Linked DNA regions of Mus musculus: region 1 is linked to region 2. The links are chromatin loops, found by intact Hi-C in ENCODE. Cell type or tissue: left cerebral cortex. All regions are shown on one strand. Links, peaks and the distances in the headings refer to the core of each region. The heading gives the core; the rest is flanking DNA.

The links. Hi-C counts contacts between places; a loop is a spot of excess contacts. Peaks named below come from ENCODE experiments on the same cell type or tissue, not always from the same donor. Only the 100,000 strongest peaks of a DNase experiment are listed, where the experiment ranks them.
Region 1: it touches region 2 in a loop (5-fold over the local background); 3 of 42 quality-filtered maps call a loop at or near these places.

What each region holds. Positions count from the first base shown.
Region 1 is chr11:20,675,381-20,691,026 of GRCm38, forward strand. It overlaps Aftph (aftiphilin), which reads right to left. Exons shown (of 10, transcript NM_001290545.1): 10 at 9,704-10,818. The coding sequence ends at 10,671. Among named protein-coding and RNA genes, the nearest start is that of Sertad2, 51 kb to the left of the region's middle. In left cerebral cortex, for the core only: no CTCF peak of the experiment used is centred there; a DNase peak (open chromatin) is centred at 6,224.
Region 2 is chr11:19,821,678-19,837,323 of GRCm38, forward strand. No RefSeq gene overlaps it. Among named protein-coding and RNA genes, the nearest start is that of Gm39602, 87 kb to the left of the region's middle. In left cerebral cortex, for the core only: a CTCF peak has its summit at 9,138 (motif pointing right); DNase peaks (open chromatin) are centred at 5,993, 8,056 and 9,146; H3K27ac peaks cover 1,238 bases.

The DNA.
Region 1 (15,646 bases), core at 3,102-11,101, 850 kb after region 2:
CCTCATGCTTGCCCAGCCTGCCTTCTTTTATCACCAGCTCTTCCTACCTATGCGGTATCACCACACACAGTAGTCTGGGCCCTCCCACATCAATCATGAATCAAGAAAATGTACCATAGGCTTGCCCACCAGCCAGTCTGGTGGGATCAGTTTCTCAGTTGAAGTTTCTTCTTCCCAGATGACTCTAGCTTGTGTCCAGCCAACATGGTACTAGGCAGGAGAGCTAGGCTGGCTGTCCAGTGAGCTCCAGGGGTCGACCCATCGCCGCACCCGACACAGGTTATAGATGTGGCCAGCATGCCCAGCTTTTATGTGCTGGCTGTTCCACCTCAGATTCTCATGCTTATAAATAAAGCAGACCCTGCCCCGCCTCCTCCCACGCCCTCTCCCGTGTATCTGAGCTTGTGAAGTGGCCCAGAGCAGGAATCTGACACAGATTTTGTTGGTCCGGGTGTTTGTTTGTTTGTTTTTCCTTTTTTCTTTTGAAATCATCTTTTGGGGAGAAGGAAAAATCTGTCACAAACTCTGTCAGGAAGTGGATGGAGGCCTCAGACCCTGTCTCTAAAAAGGTCCTGGAAACATTGCCAATGGTTTCAGGAGGTTGCGCCCTAAACTCAGCCATGACGAGAAGCCCCAATTTTGCTATTACATGTCACACATCAAAAGAGAAGCTAGCCTTTCTCCTTCCTTTGCCAGTATGTGATAGCACATACATGGTCTGTCCTCGCCGGTCCCCTGGCTCAGGGTCTACCCTGAGTCATGGTCCCTGGTGAGGTGCTGGGCACCGCAACACCTGTTCAGCATTTGAGGGTAAAGAAGAAAAGGAAAGGGACACCAATGCAACTTTAAAAATCCAGACAAAAGGACCCTTCCACACACAGCTCACAGGCACCTTCTTTCTGAGCTGGATTACAGGCTGTCTGTGGCTGAGAGGTCGGGGCTCACCGGAATGAGGACGAGGGAGAAGAGGGCGGGGTGCTTGGGGCACCAGACAGCATACTGAGAACTTTATTGTTATTTATTTATTTATTCACTTCACATTCGGACTGCAGCCTCCCCCTCTCTTCTCAGTCTCCTCCTATACAACCTCTCCCCTCCCCTTCTCCTTGAAAAGGGGGCACCCTACCGGGTATCAGCCCACCTTGGCACATCAGATCACTGCAGGAGTGGGCATATCTTCTCTCACTGAGGCAGATAAGGCAGACTAGGGGGCAGGATCCACAGGCAGGAGCTTCATTGTTAACCTATGGGTATCCCCAGCTTAACATGAGGTATAGTTTTAAGTCATGTGAGTAATCCCAGCACACAGAAGAGTGAAGCAGGAGGGTGATGGCAAGTTCAAGGCCAACCTGAGCTACAGAGTGACTCTTTCTCAACCTAAGCCAATCCCATGTCTGTTAAGTATAGTTTCAGAATTTTGCCCTGTGTTCCTGGGAAGATGGTCAGGGCTGATTTCAAACAGTATGTTTGCTGGGGGTCAGCTGTGTGCTTGCCATTGGAGTAGGGGCTGCAGGCACCATCCATTCCTTCACCCGAGTTCCTCAGGTTCCTCCTGTGTGGGGCACGTTCTAGGCACTGGGGTGTGGCAGTGACCAGGGCAACAGGGGTCCTGTCCTGATGATGTCTATAGTGTTGGCAGGAGAACAGAGAAGAAAATGATAGAGACACATGGACTGTAGTGTGAGCCAAAGGAGAGAGACAGTAAGCTGGGGTCCAGAGGATGGAGGCACCATCTTAGATAGTGTGCAGGGGGAGGCTGTCCAAAGAGGTGAGGGTCAGAGCTGTATGGAGGGATGGAGAGGCCGAGGCAGGACCAGAAGGCTTTCCAGAAGGCTGCCAGCTCTGCTTTTCCAGTCAGTCCAGCAGGAGTGATGGCCCTCAGAATCAGTTCCTGCTGCAGAGGTCTCTGGATGACAAGGTGGCTGAACACTGTCAGAGGAGATACAGGGAGCCAAAGGACAAGCTATATGACACCAGAAGGAGACAATCAGATAAATCCTAGATGTGGGCTAGCCCACAGAACAACTGGCTGGTGTCTTAAAGAGATCGTGAGTAGGAATGGAGACCAGGTCAGATTCAAACAAACACAGAACCAAATGGGATGTACAATCCTCCAGAAGACATAACAGGTCTGCTAAAAGATGCCTTTCTATTCAAGCTTGGGAGATTGGACTTCAGTTGGAATGAAGGAACTGTTGCCTCTCTTAGGTGTAAGGACAGTGTGCGATCAGGGAAGAGATGGAGCTAAGTTAGGTTTGTGATTGATGATGACCATAATTTATTCTGAAAAGCTCAGCCACGTAAGTAAATGAAGGTTTGAGATGTAGCTCTCAGGAGGAGAAGGGCAGCCTTCTTGGGCTGGCCAGGCAGCAGATTTTGGCAAACCCTGAAGTATGCCCTCTTTGGATAGGGAATGTGCTCTGCCACACATAGTAGGTGTCTGATAACATGTGAATGAGTACACATATGGAGGCCTTGTTGGGATTCATTTCCAAGGATGGTCTATGGCTGAGCACACTCTTCCACCTTTAAGTTTACCAGGCATTGGTCACCATCAGACAGTTAAGAATGCTGGGTTGTTGTCAAGGCCCATTAAGTTTGGAAGTGCCGAGGAGTGTTCTTAATAGTCCCTCTGGATTCCAGATATGTTGAGCCTTCAGGCCATCCTGGTCACAAGCAGCTGGCATGCTGGTGCCTCCAGATTTGCTTCTGTCAAGTCAACTCAATGGAAACAGTGTCCTCTACAGTGACACCTAACATTCCTGGAGCTCTCAGCATTTCCGAATGTCATGTTACGTGTGTGACATGAGCTCTGTGGCCCCAATGCTCATGTCCTTCCAGATTCATAGAGAAACCTAAACCACGCTCCTGTTAGCAGCTGAGGCTTCAGGGAGTGGATAACATTGTTAGGGCAGAGTCATCAAGATAGGATTAGGGTCCTATTGAAAGAGGCCTGGGAGCCCTTGCTGCCTTTCGGCTTGTGAGGAGCCAGCACGAAGACAGTATCTACAAGGGAGGGGTGGATTTTGCCAGACATGGAGTCCACTGGAAACTTCTCTTGGAATTCTCACCTCTGGAACTGTGAACAACCAATGTGTGTTTGTAAGGTACTTCACATAAGATAGTGAGGTCTTGCTCATGAGCCCTCCTAGGAAAGCCATTTGGGTGATTTTTCTTTGTGCTCCATTTTGATGACTGGTCTGTGGTCTCAATGGTTTATGGCAGGCTTCTGATGTGGCTCCTTCCCTCTCTCTTCTAGAAGCAGCATCCAGGCCATGCTCACATTACCGAAGGCTCAGGATCCTTTCTGTCTTGGGTCAGGTGCCTGCTTGTGGGCCAGAACCTAGGGAAGCCTGAGGTAGCAGGGTCTGCCAGTTGCCTCTGATGTGGGGATGGGTTGCAGCCAGGCCTGCTCTGAGTTTCCTCCCTGCCACATGTTGGATTATTATAAAACAATAGCTCATGTTCTTTCTTTCATCATCCAACACTGGTAGATTGGCTAACATGACCGTTTATAGAAGCGCTTGGGAAGAAGTCAGCCCTGTGGAGATGGTACCATGGTGGCAGATACTCGCTTTCAGTAGAGGGCAGGTAGGTTTACTACAGTTCTCTGCCAGCACCTGCAGCCTTGCAGGCTACCTTTTCTGTCTCGGCCCCAACAGTGTTGGGCTGCCAACTCTTTTCCTGTTTTCCCGTTGGTTGAAGCTGAAATACCAGCTGTTCCTGGTGGGCTGTGTCCAGATTTTCTACCCTGAATGTATAATGTATCCTTTCAACAGGTGTCTGTGACACAGGACCAGTGTAGTCCTGTCTGCCTCACAGATGTCAATCTTTAGCCACAAAACAAAACAACACAACCTGGGGCAGGAAAGAAGTGTCTGGATTTCAGTGTGAGTTGAGTCAGGGGCATTCTTTTTCTAAAATCTACACCACCAACACTGAAGGAAGACACTGTCTTCCTTGCTCTAACCAATGTCCGTTAGGACTGGGGACTCAGTAAGGTGATGTCATACATAGAGGGGCATAGATGGGTGACGAGCTGGAGGGTGGGGAAAGGCTTGGGCTCATCTGTGAGCCAGAATAAAAACAGACAGCAAGTAAGGGCTGCTGGATGGGGCAGCTCCCTCCTGGCGGCAGGGGAGCCACTCTAGGGTCAGGATGGGAAGCCCCAGTTTCAGAATGGCAAAGTCAGGGTCAACCCTCACCCTGCTTGTTTGTATTGCCAGCACAAATGCAGAAGGAAGTCCCACTTGGAGTAACAGAGGAGTGGGAAAGTAACTTTAAGGTGCTGGGAGCCAGTGGGTTTCTGCAGTCTGTGTTGTCAGCCTTGGGAACCCATCTGTGTCATCTAGAGTTTAATGGCTCTGTTATCATGTCTACCAGTGCCCACCTTCAAGAATCCCAAGCTTTGGGGATCCAAGAACTGTATAGCTGTGAGCCATGCTTGGCCTGGTCAGGGACTAAGAAGGGTCCTAACTGATTTCCCATGAGTAGCCCTCAGGGCACCCTCTGAGGACCAGTCTAAACGGATGGTACCCAGGTCTAAACGGATGGTACCCAGGTCTAAACGGATGGTACCCAGGTCTAAACGGATGGTGCCTAGGTCTAAACAGATGGTACCCAGGTCTAAATGGATGGTACCCAGGTCTGGAGAACTGGTACAGAGCTGGTGTCCTAGGGTTTCTCTTGCTGTCATAAAATACCATGAACAAAAGCAACTTGGTGGGGAAAGTGTTTATTTTACTTATAGTTCTACCTTGCAGTCTATCAGTGGGGTGGGGTTGGGGAAATCAGGACAGGATCCTAGAGGCAGGAGTTGATGCAGAGGCCATGGAAGAATGCTGCTTACTGGTTTGCTTATCATGGCTTGTTCAGCCTGCCTTCTTATAGAACCCAGGACCACCAGCCCAGGGGATGGTACTGCCCACAGTGGGCTGGGCCCTCTTACAACAATCATCAATCAAGAAACTGCCCCACAAGCTTGCCCATAGGCCAGTCTAGGCCTAGCAGCATTTTCTCCAGTGAGGTTCTCTCTTCCCAGCTGACAAGTTTGTGTCAAGTAGATACAAAACTAGCCAACATATCCAGGGTTCTTGATGTTTGTTTTACTGTCTTGGGACAGGATCTCACTGTGTAACCCAGGCTAGCCAATAGCATTTGAGATCTTCCTGTCTCAGGACAACTTCTCCCCCATACCCTGAGCGCTGCTATTCTAGGTCTGCACCACACCACACCAATGGGAGCTGTGTGCGTTTATAAGCAGAACTGATGGTGTGGGCTCTGAGACAGTATGTCAGTAAGGGCTGTGATCTCCAACCCCACCCAGAGTTTTCCTACTGTTCATACAAACCCCAAAACAACCAGCACTGACGCCCAACGGCTGGGCATAGCTGGGTTGTCTTAGAGCCTGGAGAATCAAGTCGGTGACTGAATTAGACAGAGCTTGAGATCAGGGCTACACTATTTGCAGGCAGAGAAAATACAGTTTCTAGAAAGATTACTGCTGCTTCACTGACTGCCTGTGTGTTCAGTGTCATGTGGAGTCCAGGGGACTGACTTGAGCCAGACAGAACCCTGTCTGTCCTCAAGGAGCAAAGGCCCAGAGAGAACAGCACAGGTCGATCAGGAAGTGAGGTGGCTGGTGGCCTTACTTATTCCTCCGACAGTGTGACTGCCAGGCTCTGCGGTTGTCTGGATCTGGGAGAGCATACTGTCCTTTCTGGCTCGGTGGCCTTAGGGGGGAGTCATAGAATAGTTCCAGTTTTGGTGTCATCCCAAGGACAGGGGCTAGCACTGGTTAGAACTCTTGCACTAGTTGGTTTGGGGTCCCTGTGACAGTACTGGACAGAAACAACCTAAGAGAAGAAACATTGTTTTGGTTCAAGGTTCCAGAGGATTAAGCTCAGTATGTAGGAAAGATGTGGTACTTGTGGCTGTGGGAGTGTGTGCTAAAGGCCATTGAAATCACGGTGGCTCAGGAAGCAGAGAGGGAGAGACCAGGATACAATGTCTGAAGGCCCATTCTCAGTGACCTACTGCCCTACTTCTCACACTTCCCAGAGGTCCCAGACCTGCCAAGTTAGCACTGCACTTCTCAAATATGAGTTGGGGTGTGGTATGGTCTATTTCAGTTTCAAACCACGACAGTCTTTATTGTGACTAGTTTTATTTTAAGTGTTATGTGTTCAGAGGGTTTGCAAAGAACCCTGGGATGCTGAAGAGGCAGCTCTGTCCAGTGTGGGTGGCAGAGAGGTTTCCAGAGTTGCTGATGGTGGCAAATGAATGAGGAGACGTTTTCCTGGGTAAGGGACTGGTTTCAGCCAGCTGTTGGGACATTGGTAGCTCACGAAGAGGCTATCGTGTAGACAAGAGGCAGAACCCAGGTATGGGCAACCTGGTAAGGCTAAGACTTTCGTTCAGGGAGCTTCAGGAAGGACTTGCTAAAGGAAAAGAACATTCTACCAGCATAGTGGGGAGATGAGATTAGGAGGTTGAATGGTGGTCACATTAGATAAGTGGGCCTGGAGAGAGGAAGTGGTTGTGTAAGAAGTGGAATCAACAGGATTCTACATCCACAAGCTGAAGGTGAGGCAGGGGACTGGACAAGATTGAACACGGACAACACTAGTTGAGAGGGGGCCAAGCAAGGGCAGTATGTATGGGGCATGTGACGATTCAGACATGGTGCATTGGGCTTAAAGCTGGAGTCCTGGACCTCCAGTGAAGTTGGCCAGTGGCAGAAGAGACCGGTAGCCCAAGGAGGGGCCAGGAAAGGGCTCCCCCGAGAACCCTGGGGCTGGACTCCTTCTCTCATTTGATATTTTGAATCAGGATTTTACTGTGTGGTCCAGGTTGGTCTCAAATTTGAAATCTTCTTCCCTCTGCCTTTTGAGTGCTGGAATTGGAGGCATACACGCCATGTCTGATCTTTTGGAGGAATCCTTTCCCTTGAGGGACCTAGGGAGGAGATAGACTCACGTTAAAGACTAGAGTAACCAGCAACCCCATTCTGGGGTGGATGGGGGCTGGAGGCAGGAGGTGTCCTCCCTCTCATGCCTTGGCCCTTTTGGTCTTTGGTGATCCATGTTACTGACCCTCAGAGATAGTGATGGGAGAGAACCTTGGGGTCCCATTGAGGGATGTGAGGAGCTATGGGCACAGTTCATATGTCATTTGGAGTTTCAAGGCAACTGAAATCTATCACACATGCTAAAGGTGGCTTTAGCTCCCCGGAGGGGAGGAGGACACTGAACTGTTAAGGAGACAGTTATCCGTTCTCTTCTCCTGTCATCATCATCCTCATCCTTACTGACAGAATACTGACCCAGATAAATGATGAACATTATTGGCCAAGTGTTTACTGTGTGCCACAGGTGATGTGGATTCCCCCTCCCCCCCCCGCCGCCCCAAGCCTGAATGGATGCCATTTTATCCTTTGAATCTCTCTATATAGTCCAAACATTTCCTTATTTATGCTTCCATTTCTTCAGCCATGAGAATCTACTCATTCTTGGTTTAATATTTTGTAGCAACAGAACCCCTTTATTGAACAGAATTTTCTGTAGTCATTCAGCTCCAATATTAGCCTAGGTTGCTACTGTAAGACAACCCTTGGCTGCATATGTGTCCCAGCTCTGATGCCTCTGGGGGTTCCTGGGAGAGGTTTAGGGGAGCATTGAGCAGCTTATCTTTTAGCCCTAAAAAAAAAAAAGACTCTAAAGTAGCTTCTACCTCAGTTTTCCTTTCCTTTGTGTATGGGGCTTACAAGCATACATGTTTCCGGTCAAATTCAGGACATTATGTATGTGAAACATATGCTTGACTGCTGAACTATACCCCCGTAATTTTTGATTCTATAGCCACTTGTATTAGTCAGGGTTCTAGAATCGAAGAACGTAAGAGAATGAATCTCTATATAAAGGGGATTTACTAGAACGACAACAGACTTCAATCGAGCTAATCCAACAATGGCTGCTTATGAATGGAAGCTCCAAGAATCTAGATATAGCCAAGCTGACAATTAAAATGGCCATCACATTCCTGTTAGGACAATTTTCATCTTGGGTGGGGAGTCCATGTAACATATACCTCCCTCCTATTAAGGTCCCAAGGCAAAGCAGAGTTTGATTCCACCACAGTTCTCTCCCCTGCCTCCCAAACACTGAGTTTATTAGGCACATTTATAGGGCATGGGGGAGGGGCTAGTCATAGGAGGATAAATGATCCAGCCACACTGGAATGACTTCACCCAGTATGGATGATGTCTTCCCCATGGCTGTATAGATGGAGCCCAATTTGCCTATCTTCCTCAGACTACACACTGTAGGCCCTTCTTGAGACTGAAAGGCAATGTGCAGTTAGGACCAAGTTGCATACAACTGGCTGGGTACTCAGTTGAGGGTCCCATAACTCCCCAGTCTCCATTCTGTGAGAGATGTCCATAGTCAGCAAGTGCAGCTGTGATCAGTTTTAAGTAGGCACAGATGAACTTGTGGACATGGTGGCTGGCTGGGGTGGGGGACAGTGCCGTACAGCAGCCCAGTTTATTATATGCCTGAAATATAGACTTGAAGCATCTGTCACTCTAGGCCATACTTCCCTGGCAACTAAGAAGCCATCAATGATGTCAAGACTTCCACTAGTACATTCTAGTGGGTATCGTAGGGGGCCACTGGCTGACAGCTTGATTTCTAGCAAATATCATGTAACTTTTTTTCTGGCAAATGTCTAAAATGGCAATATTCTAAAATTACTTTTGTCTTAGACTCACACATTTTCATGTGTGGTTATTTTGCCTGCATATATGCATAAGCAACTCATGTGTGCTTGGTGCTGGTAGAGGCCAGAACAGGGTGCTAGATCCCTTGGAACTGGAGATTCAGATGTTTGTAAGCCACCATGTGGCTGCTGGAAACCAAATCCTGTTTCTCTTCAAGTGCAACACGTGTTCTTAACCTTTGTGCCATCTCTCCACCTACCTCACAAATGAGTTTTAGGAATTTTGTGCAAACATTTTCTTGGAGGAGGTACTCCTATAAATTCCTAACTTTTTCAACAGTCTAAAGATACGTTCTAATGAATCGTGGGGATTTAAAACTATTTATGAGTATGCTGACTTCATGCACACCAGAAGACCACACTGGACCCCAGTACAGATGGTTGTAAGCCACTGGTGGTTGCTGGGGATCTCTGGATGAACCATCTGTGCTCTCACCTGCTGAGTCATCTCTCCAGTCCAGGGGGATTTCTTTACGGTCTCATGTTGTATCTTAAAGCACTAATCTCGTTTGGTGTGTGTTTGGGAGAGGTGCGTGTCACCACAGGCGACCCTTGTTTGTGACAGTTTTGTTGTCACTGTGTAAACCAGGCTAGCTGGCCTGGAGCTTCTTAGACGCATTTATTTCATCTTATGTTGTGAATGCTTTGCTTGCGTGTATGTCTGTGTAACACTGAAGTTAGTTACATGGTTGGGAGGAGAACCTGGGTCCTCTGTAAGAACAAGTGCTCTTGGGCTATGGACCATCTCTCCAGCCTCACGATTCAGTTCTTGGAGAGCAGGTTCTAATTCTCCCTGACTTTAACCAGGTCGAAGTCCTACCAAATTACTTCATTTGAAACAAAATTTATTAATTATGAATAAAACCTCACATTCAAATGTATTATATTTTCCCTGAGATACTAGATACAAAGACAAAAGGCTAAATTTCTTTTAAATTATTTTATTCTTGTATAAGCTAAAAGGAAATTTACACACTCAAATCTCAAAACCCTTGGGCATGCACATCAACCTTGTTAGAGGCTCTTCTACATCTCTCTCTTTTTTCCATAGGAATTTCCCCAAACATTTAAAATCCATAGTTTTTTTTTTCCAACTGTATATACAACCTAAACCATAGCAATCTATGATTATGTCATTTTACACTGTGCAAAATCCTCAAAAAATAGTGGTATGACAGAACAGGAAGATCTCTACAAACTCAATTTTAAGACATTCATATAATTTGGTCCTTCTCCAAATCACACCAGTTAAAACAGGTACATTCTCTTTCAAGCCCCCAATCATGTCCTGACAGTGATCCACACTCCACAACCAGCAAGCATCGATGGCGTGACCTCAGAGAAGGTCACACAGCAGAACGCCTGATGAAGACTGAAAACAAAGCCCAGGAAAGTGAACGAAAGCCAGGTCTTAAACACACCCATCACACACAACTGAAAAGCAAACAAGAATTTTGCAGCTTTTTGTGATAGTAAAAGTAACAGACCATAGGACAGGTAAGTCAAGAGCTGTCAGGCACGGGGAAAGACTGAAGGGGTTTCAGACAGGAAAGATTTGAGGTTTTCATTTTCTTTTTTTATTTCAAAAGTTTTTAAGAAGGACACCACCAGTGTATTTCACAAAGACATAAATGTATACACCCCAGCAACACAAAAGAATAAATCTTCAAAAATGTTCATCCCCAATTATTTACATTTTTTCTAATATAAATTTAGGACTTCGGTATGTAAATAAATATACATTACTATGTATACCTTTCTAGTGTGGCTTACCAACAAATCATCTGACTTGAATGATTTTATTTCTAAATTACAGCAGATATGCTTTTGATGGTAGGGAAGGGGTGGAATCAAGGAAGGTGTATTTAAAACTGTCCGATGGATGCAAGCAGCTACGCGTCTGCTTGTTCTTGGGAGCTCATGGAAGGTGTCAGAGTGGCTGGGAACATCAACACCTTGGCATGCATGAAGGTCAGGTCTGGAAGGCTGGCGATCACCTTCATGGCTTCCTCACTCAGGTGCTCCTCTCTTTTTGGTTTCCTATCAGCCAATGAGAAAAGACAAGCATGTTAAGGGGACTGTGCTGTAGAGCAAATGGAAAAGAATTCGTTGTCAAGGTCTGTGGTCCTGGGCGTCTGACCAGCTTCTCCTCTCCTAGCTGCGGAGAATAGCTGTTGCTGGTCCTGAGATCAAGCCGCAGACACAACTGTCCACATGCACATGTACTTCAGGCTGGAACCACCTACCCAGCAATAATGTTACCAAGCACAAGGAGAGCTGCGCTAAAGTCTTGGTAACAGTCTGCCACCTGGATTTCCCCTGCCTACTGCAAAAACTACCAATATTACCTAACTTGAAAGGTGTGGTGAAGCATGGTAAGTCATTTAACCTCAGGCTTTCTTAACCTAACGGGGAATTCCAGGAGAGAAAGCCTTCAGCTAAACTGGGATACGGGCAGCAGCATGAGAACTGGGTACAGGCAGGAACCTGGGGGTGGCAGTGGGGGGAGAGGGGTTTGTGTAAACCTTAAAGGCCTCTAGCCTTGTTGATAATGTCTATTTAACCGTATCTCCCCTCACTTTAACAAGCAGTTTGAAGCATATTACATCATGCACAAAAACTCTTGGTGAACTAGTGGGCAGGCTGGAGAAAATGCCCAATGAGCATCAAGCGCGACTGAACAGTACACAAAGCCATCCACACCATCCAAGCCCATCCAGGTTGTTCAAGATGCTCAAAGTATCATTATAGTCACACAGTTAATTTCAGACCAAAGATACCTTGAAAAGAAAGCCAAATTATTTCTTTTATGGTAATTGTACCAGCAGAAGAATCAATATTCAACTCAGTTTCTTAGAAAAACACAATAATAATCCTATATTTTAAAAAACTTAAAATTTACATTTTAGATTACACTTAATGGTAATAAATCAGTGGATGCTTGAGGAACTAGTAGATAACTGCATCACTTCAAAGTCAAACAAGCGTCCTGCATTCTAGTGTCAATCTTAGCATCACCAACAAGGCTTAGGGGGTGAAACGGTCAGTCTACAGCCATGCTGTCATGGAGCCTGCTGTCAGCAGGTGTCAGAGTCTTCTGATGTGCTGTGAGACCTCTGATGTACTCCAGCTGAAATGTTACCCCTGTATTCACAGGCCTTTAGATATAATTTCCAATTTATAGAAAACGGGGGGACTAAATAACATGGTGAACATTACTTGCTGAAAGCCCCAGAGAGAACAAGCCCTGTGTGCGTGGATTTCCCCATCTGTGAAGTGCAGGCAGGTCCAGGAGAGAAAGGCAAGGAACGTTCTTAACTACCAGACAACTGTGCAGATTGCTCTAGGTTCCACCAGTGGCTTTCAGAGGCAATATGAAACTGAGTATAAAAGTTTACACAACTGTAAGTTTGTGCATGCATTTGTAGTTATTTATGTCAGATATCCTTATTAAAATACATAAAGCAGATGCTTGAGAATTTGAGAACAATTGTATCGCTCTCTATTGCTTTCTCGCCAAGATTTATCCTTTTTTGTTAATGGACTGCATACAAATGAAAGTCCAGAAAGAGTGGCCTATGATCAGTTCATGCGCATGTGTGCGCGCACACGCACGCACACGCATGCACACATACACACACACACACACACACACGAAAAGAAACATGACAAGACCTTTTAAAAAGGGGAAGAAACTTTTCAAAAAACCATCAGGACAACTGGCTAGCCCTAGGTAGGGCAGAGGAGGGGAAGCGGAATGTAGACTTCTCCCACCTTTCACTATATTAAAATTCATCTAAAATGTATTTAGAAGTGGGGAGGAGGTAGCACATGTCTTTAATCTCAGCACTTGGGAGGCAGAGGCAGGCAGGCAGGTTTCTGAGTTCAAGGATACTGGTTTACAGAGTGAATTCTAAGACACTCAGGGCTACGCAAAGAAACCTAGTTTCAAAAATCGAACCAAGCAGCCAATAAGAACCCAAGACAAACCCAAAATGCATTAAAAACCCACAGGTAAGAGTATAAACTATAAACTCTGAGGTGTAAGATCTTCCTAATTCTGAATTAGACAATCATTTCTTCAACCAAAGCACGAGTAACAACAACAACAACAAATTGGGTTTCATCAAAACTAAAGGCGTTTGAATGTCAACACAGGGTGTGAAAAGTGAAAAGACAACAGAGCAGCAAATCCTGACAAAGGTGTGGACTCCTGAAGGCAGCAGCATGGACTCTAATAAGCTCATCAGAAGAGCTCAACAATTTTGCTACTAGGGAAATACAAATTACAATGCTGAGATACAACTTCTCACCCACGGGAATAGCTACAACCTATTTGGAGGAGAGAATGTGGAGAAACTGGAAAGCTCATGTTACTGGTAGGAATACAAAACATTATGTCCCAGAGCTCTGGAGGTGAATGGCAAGATGATCAGGTGTTCAAAGCCAGGAGGCAACAGGAGATCCTGTCTCAACCAGACACACAGCCATGAAGCCCCTGAGTAGTGTGCACATCTGCAATGAACCTAGGAGAGTGAGGAGCGCTGAGATTGAGATGAGCCTGAGTATGATCCTCCCAGGGCCCCTCTGACCCCCAACTCCCTTCCCTGGGCCCACTTTGCCATGTTGTACCAGAGTTCAATCCCAGGGTCTGTGCATGCTAGGCAAATGCTACTGCTGTGCTAAAACCCCAGCCTGAGACCTTAACTCAGGACAGAAAACCCACACCCACACCTACAACTGCAATAGGCAAACGTGTACAGGGGATTTTTATGATAATAAACATTTTCTGGGGTAATTTAATGATGAGAGTTGCACAACTTTGTGAATCTACTAAAAACTAGTGGATTTACAACAGTGAGAAGGACAGGTTTCATTTTGTTAATTAAATCAATAAAATCCAAAACTGAAAGCCCCAAAGTATGTCTGTTAGCCACTAGTTCTTTAGCTTATATAAATGTCACTTAGTGGCCTCTCTGTAGCTACTAACCAGCCGGCCACACACTAATTTAAATTAGAAAATAACCTTTTTCCATGTTAGGTCAGTTGGGCAAGAAGATGGAAGGATTTCACACTAAGAACTTGGATTTCTCTAACAGCAAAGCAAGTGCTGGTGATGTAGGTCCATGGTGCAGTGCTGGCCTGGCATAGCTCGGGCGTTGCTTGTACTTTGATGCTAATTCCGCTTTCCCAGGAGGGACTGCAGATCAGGAGTGAATCAGCAGTGAACCTCGCACACAGGTGACTCCTGTGAACTTCTCCCCACCTTAACTTGTAAAATAAAGGCTATGGCTGGTGACTGGGCAGTGGAAGGGAAGCTGGAGTTGAAAAGTTTCGGGGAGAGAGAGGAGGGAGAGGAGGGAGAGGAAAGAAGATGGAGGAAGAAGAAGATGATTCAGATGCTGCGTGTCTTTCCATAGCCACAGCAGCTATGAATACCATGCACGGAAGGAAAGACTAACTGGGGTAACTTGTCTAATCTAGGGGGGCAGTTTGTATCATTATCAATTGGCTCTGAAATTATTGTGTGGGCATCTTGTCAATTGAGAATTTATTGATATATAAATCTGACTGTTCAATTATCAACTTCTAGAGTTTTGATTTACTGGGTTAGCTTTCCTTCTACAGGGCCCTGGGAACAATACCCCAGCACAGCCAGGAACAGTGGCACAAGCCTGTAGTCCTGGTGGCTACTGGGAAGGTTGAGGCAGGAGGATTGCTTAAGTTCAGGAATTCTGGGCCATAGTGTGGTATGCCAATTTGGTTTGTACAAAGTTTGATATCAGTTGGTAGGCACTCCAGAGTTGGGTACCAGGTTGTCTAAGGCTCCAGGCAGAAACAGAGCATGTCAAATACCTACCAGCAATAAACAGGAGAATAAATGAGAAGACTGTATCACGCTCCCTCACACACTCAAAGGCTCTGAGACAAGAGTGTGAGGGAGGGCCCTCAGAGGGCTTAGCCGCACAGAGGCTTGCCTCCAACAAGCCTGACAGCTTGAGTGTGCTCCCTAGGACCCACATGGTGGAAGAGAGCACAGACTCCCACAGGTTGTTTTCTGACTTTCCCCTGTGCATCAGTGCTCAAGCACAGAACCCATCACCCCTGACAAAAAATAAACACGATTTTAGAAATAGAAAAAAGAGAGAAGTATTCCACGTCAAATCTCCTCCCCTAACCCAACTATGGTTTCTTCGCTCTCAGAGACAGAGCTTTGCTTTCTGGCCTAGGCTGGTCTCAAGTGCTCCTCCTGCCTCAGCTTTGAGTGCTGAAATTACAGGCTTCATCAGTATATCCACTGCAACTACCGCTTTAACCCTTTTTTATCCGCTAGCTCTTCATTCCACTCTACCTTTGATGTACTGTCAAGAGCCAAGACAATTTTGTTAACTTTTACTTAAAAAGAAATAAATCCTACAGACCAATACACACTGAGAAAGCCTTTTGGAATCATACTGTGTGCCGCCCGCCTGTCTTCCCCATACAACTAAGAATTGCTCACACTGCTAGGGCTGGAGCTCTGCTGTAAACATCTGCCCAGCATGCACGAGGCTTTCGGTTTGATTGGGGGGGGGGGAGAGAAGAAATAAAAAAAAATAACAACTTCTGCTCTTACAAAACAGAAACAAAACCACCACCTCACACTCCTCTGGTGATAGTTTATAACTTTAAATTCTAATAGTAACATGTGGTTATCTTTCTCACTATTTTCAAACAAAACCTTCTTCCAAATGAACCCCAAAGTTTGTAGCTTTTTTTCAGCTTACTTCATTTTAAATGTTCAAATGGGTCTGAGAAAATAGCCCAGTAGTAGAGTCTAGAGTCTGCAAGGCTCTGGGTTTGTTGTCTAGTGTCCTAACAGCAGAAA
Region 2 (15,646 bases), core at 5,078-13,077:
AGAAAGGATCCATAGACCCAGAGGGGATAAGAACCCCACAGGAAGACCAACAGAGTCAACTAATCTGGACCCTTGGAGAATCCCAGAGATTGAACCACCAAGCAGAAAGCAAACGTGGGCTGGACCTGGGCCACACACACACACACACACACAGAGCAGATGTGTAGCTTGGTCTTTGTTCAGATCCAACAACTGGAGCCGGAATAGGGGTGTTGGGGTGAGCTGTCCCTGAATCTGTTGCCTGCCTGTGGATCCTGTTCCCCTAACTGGACCTCATTGTCTGGCCTCAGTGGGAGAGGATGTGCCCAGTCCCTGAAGTGCCAGAGTGGGTTCGTACCCACGGAGGGCCTACCTCTTCTCAGAGGAGAAGGCAGGGGAGGGGGCAGGGGGAGTGCTGTGAGGAAGTGGAGCTACTATGTGGATGTAAACTGAATGAATGAATACATACATACATACATACATACATACATGGAGGTGGGAAAGTCTCACCTTACACCCAGTTCTCTCTCTCTCTCTCTCTCTCTTTCTCTCTCTCTCACCTGCTCTGGCCTCCATGCCTGCTGCTTGCTGTTGTGCCTCCCCACCCTCGCAGACTCATCTCCTCGTGGACCACACCTCGTGCCCAAATAAGTCAATCTAGGTCATGGTGTTCTAGTTGAGCAGCAGCAAAGTGACTTATTGGTGCGTGTGTGTGTGTGTGTGTGTGTGTGTGTGTGTGTGTGTGTGTGTATGTGTGACACACACAATCCTGTGGGTGAGGGGTGAGACAGGTGTTTGGACTGAAGGGAGGTAGTCAGGTTATATACTGACCACGCACCACATGCAGGAAACTTAATCCCCGGGCATTTTATGCCGTTCACTTTGGTTTGCTTTGGTTGGTGTTTTGCTTTGTTCTGTCTTGTTTTGACAGTGTACAGCCAGGCAGCCTAGGCTGGCCTAGAACTTATAACCCTCCAGCTCTGCCTCCCTAGTGTTCGGAATTGCAGATCATGCCATCCGGGTCAGCTTGCCAATGAGTATTTTAAAAGAAAACATGTCAAAACTAGGAAGTGTCAACTGGACACTTGATTGATTTTTGAAGTCTTGTGATAGAGAACTTCTAGCACAAGTGAAGGAAACAGGGAAAGGGCTCAGAGGCACGCTGATCACTGAACCACACTCTCAGGGTCCTGCTATACTGTCCCCAGAAAAGCGCAGAAACAGCCAAGCCCCCTCAAATAAACTAGCATGTCATGTGACAGACCAAGTCACCTTCAACTGAGCCTGACCCAGTCTGAACTCCACAAGGTAACAGTTGTATCCGTTGGGTGAAAGTCATATTCATAATTAAGCCGTGTGAGAGAAGGGAGATCCATTCTCTCATTCAGGTTCACAGAAGCAAATATGAACACAAACTGCCTCACACTGTGCCAGGCTCCTGGGAACCACTCTGGTCTGGGTATACCAGACCCCTGGCACAAACGCCAGCCCCCACTGGGCAGGATGTCCTGCGCACTGTGCCAGGCTCCTGGGAACCACTCTGGTCTGGGTACACCAGACCCCTGGCACAAACGCCAGCCCCCACTGGGCAGGATGTCCTGCGCATGTAACCCCAACACTAGGCAGCCAGACCTTGCCTCAACAAAAACAAAGAAATATTACAAACAAATGGTAAACCTGCAGGACCATCTCTCCAGCCCAATATGGTCACAGATCTGCAAAACAAAACCAGCTTTGCTATGCTGTGTGCTGTGATTCTCAACCAGGTTGCGTCTTGGAATAATGCAGAAAGGTTCTTGGTTTTGGTTTTATGACTGTGTCTAACTCCTACACCTAGGGAGTCTGACATTTGTCTGGGGTGAAAATTAAATACCAAAAAAGAAAAAAAAAGTTTTGTTCTTTTCAAACAACACTGATGTAGGAGACCTACTTGTGGAGAACTGAAAGTGTATACAAAAGAATGGCCACTAGGTGTCGCTGTTGCCAAAGTTTTGAAAAGAAATGGCTTTCAAGTAGTCAGATAAATTCTCTTAATTCTTGGTTAGGGGTGGAAGCCCACGTCTACTCCCCCCCCTCTCAGTGCTAGGACCCCGTCTGTCCATGTCTCCTGCATGCTGCCACAGTTTCTATGAGTTCATGTGTGTATCAGTGCTGGTATGTGTGGTTTGCTCCAGTGGAGTGTCACTGTGTATATTAATCACACTTCAGTGCAGGCTCAATGCCCAGGAATAGCTGGCCAACACCGAACAACTTCTATAGTAATTTTGCACACTTTTTGTCTTGTTTTGCTTTTGTTTTTCCTTTATTGGCCTTTTGCTTGTTTATTTTGATTTCTGTTTTTGTAGGTTTGAGGGTGAATTGTGTTTCTTAGGGTTTGTTGTTTTGTTCGTGTATTCTAAAGAGACAGGAGGAGAGAAAAGAACATAAAATTTCATAATAAGAAAATATACTGACTAGTCTTATGTCAATTTGACACACAAACTAGAGTTAACTGAAAGGAAGCAATCTCAACTAAGAAAACGCCTCCAAGAGATCCAGCTGTAAGGCATTTTCTTAATTAGTGATCAAGAGGGGAGGGTCTACCCATTGTGGGTGGGGCCATCCCTGGGCTGGTGGTCTTGGGTTCTATAAGAAAGCAGGCTGAGCAAGCCAGAGGAAGCAAGCCAGTAAGCAGCACCCCTCCCTGACCTCTGCATCAACTCCTGCCTCTGGGCTCCTGCCCTGCTTGAGTTCCAGTCCTGGCTTCCTTTGGTGATGAACAGCAATGAGGAAGTGTAAGCTGAATAAACCTTTTCCTCCGCAAATGTTTATTGGTCACAGAGTTTCATCACAGCACTATAAACCCTAACTAAGACAATGAGCTAGGAAAGATCTAGGAGGAATTGGGGAGGGGAAAACATAAAATACATTATATAAAAATTTTCAATAAAAACTTCATAACTCGGGCTGGAGAGATGGCTCAGAGGTTAAGAGCACTGACTGCTCTTCCAAAGGTCCTGAGTTCAAATCCCAGCAACCACATGGTGGCTCACAACCATCTGTGGTGAGATCTGACGCCCTCTTCTGGTGAGTCTGAAGACAGCTACAGTGTACTTGCATATAATAAATAAATAAATCTTTAAAAAAACTTCATAACTCTTCTAGATTTAGGATCGAGGGAAAAACGCGCTTTTTTAAAGATGCGTTGCAGCAGGCAGATGGTTCAGCAAGTAAAGCAGTGCGACCTCAGCTCAGTTCCCAGAGCCACACAGAGGTGGGAGGGGAGAACCGCCCTCCACACATGCACCATGACACGCACACACATGGGCATACGTGTGCATACAGGAACACACAAACGTGTGCACACATGAGCACAAACACACTCAGGAGCACACTTGTGCACATGCACGTACATGCAGGCACACAGGCAAGAGCATATACATGCACATAAGCACATATATGCATGTGTGCTCACTCACAGGCATACACATGCACAAGCAAGCACAATGATGTATATGCACATGCATGTATACACACATGTACACGTTCACAAGGGCACACATACATGCATGCATATTTATGCAATGCACACACAGATGGAGGAGCACACACATGCACACATTCATGTACATGCAGGCTTGTGTGAGCACACACACGCATGAACACACACTCCTATACAAGCATGCGTACACTTGAGTGCACACTCACATGCAATGCATGCAGGTATACAAATGTGCACACACTTGCCTGTGCATACTTGCACATCCACACACATGCATACACATCATGTGCACATACTCGAGCATGCATGCACACACACAAGCATACACATGCCCATGCATGCACACACACAGGACCCGTGGGATAGCTAGCTCTGCTGGTAAAGGAAATTGCCAACAAGCCTGAAGACCTGACTTCCACATGTGTACTATACAGCATACAGGTGCCCCACGCACATGCATGCATGCACACACACACCTACACACAAGTAAGTATGGTTTTTAAAATTAATAAATTAACATTTGTTTTTAAAATATTCTTCGAATTCTCTTAGACCTAAAGGAAGCAAGTAACACAAAACAGAATTTTCTGGAGGTGCCATAACAATATAAAACAGGACCACTGTGCTTAGCCCATGTGACACACGCTTGTTTTCTGACAATCCGGAGCTTGAGGCTCATGATGAAGGTGTGATGGAGTTGGCTGAGGACAGTCCTTGCCCTGAAGATGGCCTCATCCTCACAGGTCTGCTGAGCATCCCTGTCCTGACCTCTTGTGATAGGGAAGCCTGTGGCATTGGGTTACAACTGCTCCACCTCTCCACCGGAGCCAGCCCTGGCTCCAAACAGCTCTCAGGCACCAGCTCTCAGCACAGTCTTTCCTGGGGGAACACAAGCAAGGACTTAAGGAAGGCAAGCCAGGAGGAGCCTCACGAAAGGACATGTGCAGCCAGCAAGTGCATCGCTGTGTGGCTCACACCCCTCCCCCAAAGCCAGACCTGATACTCAGTTTTAATTCCACATCTTCGAAGTTGCTCACACAAGGCATTCATTTGGTTGGTTGGCTCCAATTCCTGACCAGGGCTTCAAAAGAAGGAAGCTTAGGGTTGAGAGAAAGGGGCAAGCTGCACTGTACTGGGGTGTGTGTGTGTCTGTCTGTCTGCCTGCCTATCACTCTTGCTCTCTTTCTCTCTCCTCCTCCTCCCCTCCCCTCTCCCCTGCCCTTCCTCTCCCCTCCTGCCCTCTGCTGACCAGGCTCTCAGGATGTAGCCCACACAAGCCTTGAGTTCACCATCGTCCTCCTTAGCCTCCGGAGTGTCTGACGGGATTCTGGCTGCCTGGGACATTGCAGTGCTGGCTGGCCAGTGTGACACACATTCCTACCCTCTGGCCACCACCTGAGAAGAATCCTCCAGAGTTAATGCTTGGAAGCCTAGGGCTCCTCGTAGTCCCTGGCCACTAACCCCAGAGGCCCCGCTCTGTGAAAGTCAGCTGTCCTGCCTTCCACCGCACCAGAGCCGGCGCTATCTCCAGGCCTCTCATGGCTCCGCGCCACATCTTGGTCGACATTTTTGTTGAAAATGAAGCAAGAAGGACTTGCTGAGTCCTGACCAGCATGAGCATCAGCAAGACCCTACCTGCAGGGCCACGGCCTACCCTTAAGGAAGGACGCCTATCTACAATTCCTATGCCTTCCTTTCCACCCCACTCTGAGGCACAAAGGGTTTGCTGGGGCTGAGCCACAAACCTCCAGGGATTCTGTTCAAGTTAGAAACCAGGGCTAAAAAAAGTCTCTGTTGCACACCATGTCTGCAGTAACGTGTCCAGACCAGCACCAAAGGCACCTGGCTTTGGTAGAACCGAAGAACACCCCCCTGAGGGCAAGTGTCCATCTGGCCTGCTAGCAAGGGAAGAAGCCAGCGCCTGAAAGGCAGCCTGGGCTTAATTCCCAGGGTTTCCACCAGAGCATTGGCACACCAGCCTCCTGTCTGATAAACCAAGTCAAGGCCCCCAAATGAGCCAGTAGATGACAGCCAATAAAGTAGCACTAGACTGTAAGGACAGCACCAGAAGTCAGGGTTTCCACTGTGGGGAGGATTAATAGGTTTATTTGTGAGACTTCCATCAAATATTTGAGGAAAACGTAAAGTGGGTCGGCGTTCAGTCACCAGCGCCTGCGTGGCGAAGCTTCCTGAACCTGCAATCCCGAGTTCCAGGCCTAGTGGAAACAAGTCCGCAGCAAAAATGAGGCAAACGTCGCTTGAGGACGAGCACTAGCCTCCACATACATGTCACAAGCACATCACACACGTGCAAACACACATGAACGCATCCACACGGCATCCAATAGAGGTCATTGTTGTATTCGGCCTGTGAAACTCCTGGCTCTCTGACCGCCGCCATTCCAGATTCACTCACAGCTTGTTAGCAAAGGCTTCTCTAGGACAGGGCGTTCAAGAGCAAGCCAGAATCTCGTCTGGAAGGGACTTAAGTATTCCCAGTAAGAAGCCATAATGGCCCACAGGCTTGGGTTTGTCGCTATGATACCTGGCCATGCCCAACCAATTATCTCTTCACACCCTGCCTACACTTGGCTGGGACTTTAGTCAGATTCTCAACAAAACTCAAGCCCGTGAAGGCAGGAACATGCAGGCCAGTCCGCCAGCCAGGTTCCAACACTTTATCTCTCGCCCATCTCCTCGTTTATGCACCCCCCACAGCCGCTCCCCCGCCCCTCAACTGCTCCCCCACCCCCAGTAGCTCTCCCATCCCCAGCAGATCCCTACCCCCACTACTCGCCCATCCCCAGCGGCTCCCCCACTCCCACGCACTCCCCCACCCCCACGCACTACGCCGAGCCGCCCCTACCCGGACGCCAAGCCACACTCATCCCACTTTCTCCATCCTTCCCCACCCAGAACATTCTTAAGACCTTGTTCCCATGAAGACAATCTCCTTCCCATACCCACCCTGTTTCCCAAGGGGAAGGCTCCTCACTCTCCCACACTCCTGGGGCCCAGGGCAGGAAATAGCAGCGACTGCTTCCTGTTCCCAGTTGCTGCTCCTAGGACATCAATCTTCCTTCCTCGGCACTGTCTTTGACACCCCTGACAGCGCCGTGGCCAAAGTTCCTTTTGAACTTCATATTGACCGGCGTCTCCTGACTCCCATATATGGAGAACATGAAGCCTTGGGCTCACAGTTCCCTCTCACCAGGGCTTTCTACCACACCCCGCACCGCACATTTCTGGCCTCGCCCAGACCTGTACCACCTAGTGAACTTCTCCGCCACTGGCATCATGAGCTGGTGGACCCTCTTGCCCACTGACCTCTCTCCTTCCTTACCTCCATCATCCTCGCTCTCTGCCCTTACCTCTAGTCCCACCAGGAAATGGACAGGGAGCCTGCCTGCCTTGTCACTCCACATCCTCTCTGACCCTAGAGTAGTGGGCCTTGGCTGGCTGTGACCACCATTGGCCCTCTTCCTGACTTCCCACTTTGCTCTAAAGTTTGGTTTTCATCTGAACATCACTTACTACATCATTTGCTTTCTTTAAACACATACACTTCATAATTCCATTAAATACATCAGAGAGCTGACACAGCCCCCTCTGCCTCTGGTCCTCCTTCTCCACTGAGGTTTTGTTTGTTTTGTTTCTGGTGTTTTGTTTTGTTTTGTTTTGTTTTGTTTTGTTTTGTTTTGTTTTGTTTTGTTTTGTTTTGTTTTAATCCTGTTAGCCCATTGTTGAGAGTTGATCTCGTCTTGGTTGTCTTTGCTCTCTGCTTCCTCCTTCTGACCTCCTGTCTCCACTGACCCCTGGGGGCCTGCCTCACTATCCACTGAAATTGCTGGCACAGGATGTCCCTTGTAATGTTAGGAACTGCAGGGCTCTGGACACTCTGGGCCTCTTCGATGACCACGTGACATTTGCGACTATTGTCCTTCCTCACTCCAAGCACCAACCCTCAAGCTTCCAGGGCTCCCCGACGGGTAGCTGGGCTGGAATGTGCCCACTCACAGTTCTGCAGACTTCACATCCCAGAGGCGTGGCATGCCCTCCGCAGCCTAGCACACAGGCAGGGTCCTTCCTGCCCACATCTAAGTAGGGTGCTCTATTTCCCTGGAACATCCTTTCTCATTCTTGAAACTCAGCCCAGAATTTCATTATGGGAAGCTTTCCCTGAAACCCTAGGGTCAAGCAGGGGACCCACGACACAGCTGCTGCCTGGAGGCCTGGAGCTCTGGTCAGCCAATGAAGTGGTAAGAAGTGACTCCAAGTGGCCGCAGGCTAGGCTGCAGAGTTGACCTCCAGGTATCTACTCCTTCAAAGTCCTTCCCCAGCAGGCCCTCTTCCTCCACCTGGCTAAACCTGACTGCGGGTCATCAGGCCTCTCCCACACCTCCTCATTCCCCATTCCCCTGCCCACTGCCCATTATCAGCCACCTCCTTCTCTCCTGCATCCATGCGCCTCTCTGCCTGCCTGCACATGATCCAGCCCTGGCATCCACCCACCCCAAAGGAGCTCGTTCCTCAGCTGGAGGCTTGCAGGCACAGCACCGCAGTGGCATTTAGGCAGGGAGAAGCTGGGGAAGGCCCCTACAGCCCCTGGAAGGCATTCTGGGCTGACACACCCAAAGCAGGGAGGCAGGGCCCTGTCTCAGCAGGGAGCTGAGAGGACAGATCATCCTCACAGGCAGCTGCCGGCAGCTAACCAGAGAGCTCAGCTTGTTCACATTATCACTTCCTCTAGAATGCCTCCTCTCCCACAGAATCATGACAGAATTGCCTCATGGTGCCTGGGGGACTCAACGGGGGTCTTTCTGGAGTAAGTGACCTCCACACTAAGTCGGGAGGCAGATGGATCTTGGGTACTCGTGAGTGCCACTATCATGAGCTGTCCTAGTACTTAGAAATATTTCTGCCTCTTTACCATCTAAACAAAAGAGCAGGAACCTGTAACCCCAGCAGGCAGGCAGGAAGGAGGGAGGGGCATCTTCTACTGCCTACCTAGGTTGAGACTACCCTGGACTACAAGAGGCCAAGTATTGAAAGAAAACTAAGACAAAAACAACCTAGAGACCACAAAAGAGAATGTCAGACAGGTGAGCAAGAACACCTCCCCCACCTCACGCCCCCACGGGCCTTTTGAGAGAAAAAGCCTGAGACCTCAACCAATCTCCCTGAGCACACAGTCTCTTCGATTTGGCAGAGAGGCCTGGAAGCCCTCTAGGGCTGCTGGATGGCTTAAGTAGAACACCTGACAGGAAATGAGCTAGAGACATGGGGTCCCATGCTCCTGCCCAGGCAGCCCCATGATGCTAAGGTGGGACCAAGCTATACTGGGGATCCCTGGTCGGAGGGAACTCTGGCATCCCCTTTGCGTCTCCCAATTGTGAGACGACAGAGGGAGGAGAAAGATCCCTATGGGGTTTGGTTTTGGGAATTTCCCCTCACAGGAACATTTACTGCGGTTGAGCTGAACAAGTGGCTGACGCTTGTTGGTTCACTACCTGCACATTCCGTTTATAAGTCTTACAACCCCCCTCCAGTGGACCGTCCTTTTTACCTTATCCAGCAAAATGCAACACTTCCTCAGACGCTGGTTTACAGACCACATCGCTTGGGTCTATTTCAGTGAAACACTGCTTTGGGATTCTACACCCTTTTCTTCTCGTGTCTTCTCCATGCTGTCCACGAGAGGGAGCCAGCGCGCCTGTTTGTGCCTCTGCTTATAGCGCTGGCTACCAAACAGGCGAAGTAGCTGAGCTCAAACTAATAATCCAGTATTTTCGGAACTCTGGTGAACAGAAATTCTGGAGAACCCTGGAATCTTTGGCAACTTGTTTTAACACAATAGAAATTTGGCAAACATGAAAAGACTTTCAGATCTTTGCCGTCTTGGTTTTCTGTTGTGGGGGTTGGGGGAGGGGTTGGTAGTGGTGGTAATGCTTGATTTAATTTTTTTTTTCCTCTTTTTAAATTTTTTTATTTATCTTTATTTTATGTGTGTTGGTGTTTTCCCTCCATGTATGTCTGTCTGAGGGTGTCAGATCTTGGAGTTACAGACACTTATAAGCTGTCATGTGGGTGCTAGAATTTGAACTCGGGTCTTTAACCACTGAGCCATTTCTCCAGCCCTTGATTTTAGCTTTTGAGACAGTCTCACCTAGCTCAGGATGACCTCGAACTCATTACGTATCAAAGCCTGGAACCCCTGATCCTCCTGCCCCTACCCTCTAAGCCCTGGAATAACAAACACGCAATACAAGGCCAACCTGTATAAGTGTGTTTATTGATTTCTTTTATTATAAAGAGTATAAGAAAAGTAACAGATTAATTCTGTAGGAGAATTATTAGATGATTGGCATGTAGATGAAACAGTTTAAGCTATGAAATACTAGAATATAGAAATTACAATTCTCCTTTTTATAAGGCTTTGTTTGTTTGGGAGTTTTGCTGTTGTTGCTATGGCTAGCTGACTTTTCTGTTGTTCAAAATAAGATCTCATGTAGCCCACGCTGGCTTTGAACTGGCTACGTAACCAAAGATGACCTTGAACTCCAGCTTCTACCTCCCAAGCCCTGTATTCTAGGCATGTGGCAACATGCCTGATGAAAATAGTTCTTTTTAGTATATATTTTAAATTTCTGTGTAGGGGTGTGCATGCGCACATATGTGCCAAGCTCTTCTGTGGAGGTCAGAGGACAACTTGCTGGAGTCCAATCTCAAGGATTCTGGGAACAGAATCCAACAACCTGTGTCACCAACTGACAAGTCCCCACTAAGCCCCTTCACTCAACCCATGCCACCATTCTTGACCCTACCTGGGACACATGCTGAACAGCAGAAGGGACTGGAAGCCCCCACAGGCCTTTCCACTAAGGAATTATGTTGACCGCAGGGGGACTCGCTTGGCGGCTGCAGGACACTCAGTGTTAGGCCTTGAAGACGGCGTGGCCATGTGTCCATCTGTGAGTGGAGGAACAGAGGCAGGAACCACAGGGACTGGAGCAGGCTGGGGGCCGATTCAATATTGGCCGAAGCTTAGGGAGGGAGGTGTAGGATAATCCGCCCTTGCAGCTTTACCCTGTCTTTAATTGTGTGTGTGTGTGTGTGTGTGTGTGTGTGTGTGTGTGTGTGCACGTGAGTATGTGTGTGCACATCTCTGTGTGTCTATGTGCTCATGAGTGTGTATGTGCACATGAGTGTGTGTGTGTGTGCACATGCACTTGCAAGAAGGGCAGGTGATGCTGTATTAGACTTCCTCAGAGCTGGAATTTAAGCACTTGTGAACTATCTCATGTGCCTGCTGAGAACGGAACCCATTCTTTTGCAAGAGCAGTGAGCACTAGGAGAACTCATAACTGGTGAGTCATAGCTCTAGCCCCTCAATGCCTGTATTTTAATTACAGTAATATTTATAAAATAATAGAACACACATGACTTACTTAATCCCGGGCTTGTTCCCCAGGCCACAGACCACCTTTCAATCACTTGAACACTTTCCATTCACAGCCAGGAAATGTGTGGCCCGAAAGAGACTCTTAGGCTATAGCTCCATCAGCAATGGAAGCCCTGAATCCCATTTCAGTGAACAGACTTGAAGACACATCCCTAGACAGCCTAGGGTGGCCTGGGGTAGGCATAGACAGCCTTGTAGACACATGCCTTAGTTAAACTTTATCACTCTTGGCTTCTCTTTCTCTCCTCAGCTGGAGTTCCTCCTGTGAGCTGATGTTTCTTGGTCTATAATCTCTATTGCCTAGTGCACAATAAAGAGTACTGAGTTTATTAGTCGGGGTTCCCTAGAGGAACAGAAGATATGGAATGGATGTATATAAGTAGAAATTTATTAGAATGGCTCACAGGCTGTGGTCCAGCTCGCCCAACAATGGCTATCTAACAACAGAAGGTCCATGAATCCTGTAGTTGTTCAGCCACAAGGCTGGATGTCTGGTCTTCAGAATCCTGAAGTGGGCTCTCTCTCTAATGCTAGTGAAGGAATTGGACTTGCCAGAGAGAACAAACACAAGTCAGCAAAGAGCAAAAGTCCCTTCTCCCGTGCCCTTTACATAGACTGTCCCCAGAAGGTGTCACCCAGATTAAAGTTCCACCTCAAAGATCTGGATCAAAGGTGGGTCTTCCTACTTCAATTATTTTTATTTAAAAAAAAAAATCTTGCCAGGCAGTGGTAGCTCATGCCTTAATCCCAGCACTCAGGAGGCCTAGGTGGGTAGATCTATGAGTTCAAGCCAGCCTGGTCTACAGAGTGAATTCCAGAATAGCCAGGGCTACACAGAGAAACCCTGTCTTGAAAAACAACAACAAACCAAATCCCTCTCAAGTGTACTCAACCACTTGGGCTTTGGTTAATTCCAGATGAAATCAAGATGACTTCCAAGAACAGCCATCGCAGTTAGAAGGATTGCTCTGTGAGACCTGGGAGTCTCTCTTCTCCAAAGTACCTTGGTCAAAGAGCCCTCAGCTCCCCCACAGAACCTCTGAGCAGGGAGGGACTCCTGGGACTGGAGGTAGGGGATTGCTCTGCAGAAATCTTCAAGTCAGTCATAAACAGTCTTTGAAGAGAAGGGACACAGCCCTGGGCTCTCTCAGTCTGAGTTTGGCATCCTTCCTGAATCAGGACCAGACTCTCCTCAAGTGGGAGGTTCACGGGAGAGAAACCAGCACACCTTTGGAACAGCATTCAGACCACAGATCTTGCCAGCACAGGACATGGCATGGGACCCCAGAGGAAAGTGTCCCCAGTGGATGCTGGCATTTGTTGAGGACAAAGGTTACCATCAAATACTGCCTTGGGAGACTCCCACCCAGTGCATAGAGACCAAGTTCCCTAGACAGAATGGCTGTCTTCAGACACATTCCCTGACTGGCCTCAGCTGTACCTGGACATCAAGACACTGTGCCTGGCACACACAATGCTCTCAACAGGGCTGGGGGAAGTCACTCAGGTGATGTCAAAGGCAGGCCACAGAAGGGAGAGGACACGGGTGGGTGCATGACTGCTATGCTTTGTAGCCCGGATGACCAAAGTGGCCCTGTCAGTGTTAGGGCTTGATGGTTCTTCTCTGATGGCTGCATTATGGGATCTGTAACTAGCATCCCAGATTCGACCCATTAAATAACAGTGAAGCCCCGTGAGCTATGGCAAATGTGTCTGCATCCATTAACAAGTCTGTATGGAGGAGAAATGGTGGCAATGTCGCCCCAGCTGGCAGTAGCTGGATTGTGGTGTTAACAGTGTCCAGTAGCCTCGGTAGCCCCGGCCTCCTCCCATGGCCTCAGACCCTGCACTCTGTGATTCCCCTGATCTCTTTCTCAAAAGGTTTCACTACTAAAACCTGTGGGCCTGCTTCCCTGTTCTTTCAAAATATGAGTGAATTCAAATTCAATTATTAATGACAAAAGATCCCATCTATTTACCTCCACACTCCCTCAATTGTTACTGGAGCTCTTAGAAGCAATCCTTTAGCAGGAATGCTGTGTCACAAAGACTCAAGACAGCACCGTCAGGGAGGAGGACAGTGACATTTTACGTGATCCGTGCTACAACAAGCAGCTGAGCACTTGGGCCTCAGCTCAGCGAGCTGGTGGTTCCCTCATGCCGGAGGCACAGAGGCCTGCACGGGTGCCCAGGCCGCCCTTGGAGGATGACTCAAAAACCATAAATGAGAATGTTGAAGGCTTGGGCCAGGAAGTTGCATAGCTGTAATCCCAGAAAGCTAAGGCAGGAGGATTATATAACCTAGGCTACATGGTGAACCAACCTCCACACCCCCGTGTGTGTGTGTGTGTGTGTGTGTGTGTGTGTGTGTGTGTGTGTGTGTTTGTGTGTGTGTGTGCGTGCATGTGTGTGTCCCTCTGTTCCCCTCAAAAAAGAAGGAAGGAAAAGAAAGATAAATAAGGAAAGGGGGAAGATTTTGAAGATTTTAAGCACTACCAAACCCAAGTCTCACCCTGAAACCGGTGTGTAGTCCCCACCTCCCGCTTTTCTCAGAGACCCCTGGCTGGCACCACAAAGGGGGTGAGGAACAAGGGGCCAGAGCCCAGGTCAAGAGCACACTCAGGAGATCTCTGCTGGCTTCCTGGCCTCCACAAGCTGGAGCAGCCTGTGACCTGGAGGCATTCCTCAGAAACAGTCACCAGCAGTGAGTCAGCTCAGCCGAGAGGCTCTAATGCAATTGCTTATTCACAACTACAGTTTTAGCACAATGGAGCACAGCTAAGAGCTCTGAGAAGCCCACCCACCTATGACATGCCAGTGAGCTGCTCAGCCCCCTCTGGTGGATGTCCTGTTAGTCACAGACAGCATCTGGCCCAGCTCCCCTATCTCCCCCCCTTTTGTATCTCCAGACATTTTACTAAACAGACACTGAGTCAGAATAAGTCGGTTTAGCAATTAAAATCTGTGTGGGGGCTGCCTCAGGGAGCATGTGGCGGGTCTGGAAATAAATATCCCTCCAGTATGGATCGTGCACACAGTGCAGAAGCCTAAATGTAATATGCATGAAGCTGCTCAGGGGCTGAGCCCACGATATGACTCCTCCTTTAGCAGGGATAGGAGGAGCTGCCATCCGCTTGCAAGGATGAATCGTGTGGTATAGGATGAACTGTCCTTAGGCAGAAAGAGCACTGTGATTCTGTCAAAGGAAACATGGACTTGACTCTGAAAGAAGAAAGTCCCACGAGGAACCTTGTTCAGGCAAGTTCAGCCTCAGACAACATCCATTACACTAAACCCAGGATGCTCAAAGAAACAGCCAGGTAGCCTGCACACACATTTCCAGCCCGTACTCTGGGTCTGGATCTATTTGGATACTTCTGGTAGGGGCCACAGAGACCACCTACAGCTCCAGATGGGAGAAAAAGCTGCCAATAACGGTGCCTCTGGTTGCAAGCCTGTTATCTGGCCAGCCACAGGGCCCTTCAGACTGGGTCACTTTTATCCTTTGCAGGTGAGAGCAGAGACACCTGGGAAACTGGAGGACTGCCTTTGCTTGCCAGTGTTCCCACTTAATGTCCACAAGGACCACCCACTCTGCTACAAAGTTCCTGGATTACAGGCTGTACCCTGGGCAGCTGGTGCAAACATCTGGCACCTGGGATATAGGCAGATTGTCAGATGTGCACACTCTTTCAGTCACCTGCCATCCCCACCCCCACCCCCACCCCATCTCCTTGAATCTCTTCCCCAGCCACCTCCTCTTAGCAGCAGCATAGACCTGCAATGTCAAAGGCAGCAAGCCCAGGCAAGACAGTGCCCTCCACACACCGCCTTTTCTGCACACTCTTGTAAGCCAAAGAGGGGCAACACATGGCCAAACGTCCCTGTTGCAAGATTCTGCTACACCAGTGGTTCATTCTTACGTCACAGACTCTTCTGAGAAGATAGTGAAAGCCAAAGATTCTTTGCCCAGGAAGAGAAAAAAAAAAAAAAGCATTTTCTCTTGGTACTGAAGAGGTGGCTCAGCGGTTAAGAGCACTGACTTCTTTTCCAAAGGTCCCGAGTACAAGTCCCAGCAACTACATGGCAGCTCACAACCATCTGTGATGAGGTCTGACAGCCTTGTCCGGTGTGTCTGAAGACAGCTACAGTGTACTTAGATATAACAAATAAATAAATCTTAAAAAAAAAAAAAAGCGCTTGCTGCTCTTCCAGAGGACCCAAATTCACAACTGTCTTTGACATACACACACACCTATATAAATAAATAAAGCTTTTAAAGATTGCAACCACCCATGGGCCTCTAGAAACCTCTCCTGTTGCCCTGCATGAACAAACAATGGCCAAGTCCTTTCCCTAGTTCTTGAAGCTTAAAGATGACACTTTCTACCAAACTAACCACTGCTCACCTTTCTGCCCTCTGATGGCCTCAGCTTTAGCACATACAGACAAGCACACACATGTACACACACGTGTTCACACACATGCTCACATACACACACATGAGCATGCACAAACATGCACACAAGGCATGGGCAAACTGGTACACAGGTCACAGACATGCACTCACATTCACACTCACACTTGCATACAGACACATGCACATGGAGTCACAAGCACGTACATTCCACATAGCATGAGGATATGTGCACACTCCCACATATATGCACACAGGTACATGAGGACTTTTGCCTGCCTGTCGCTTCTGTCTCCGAGCAGCAGAA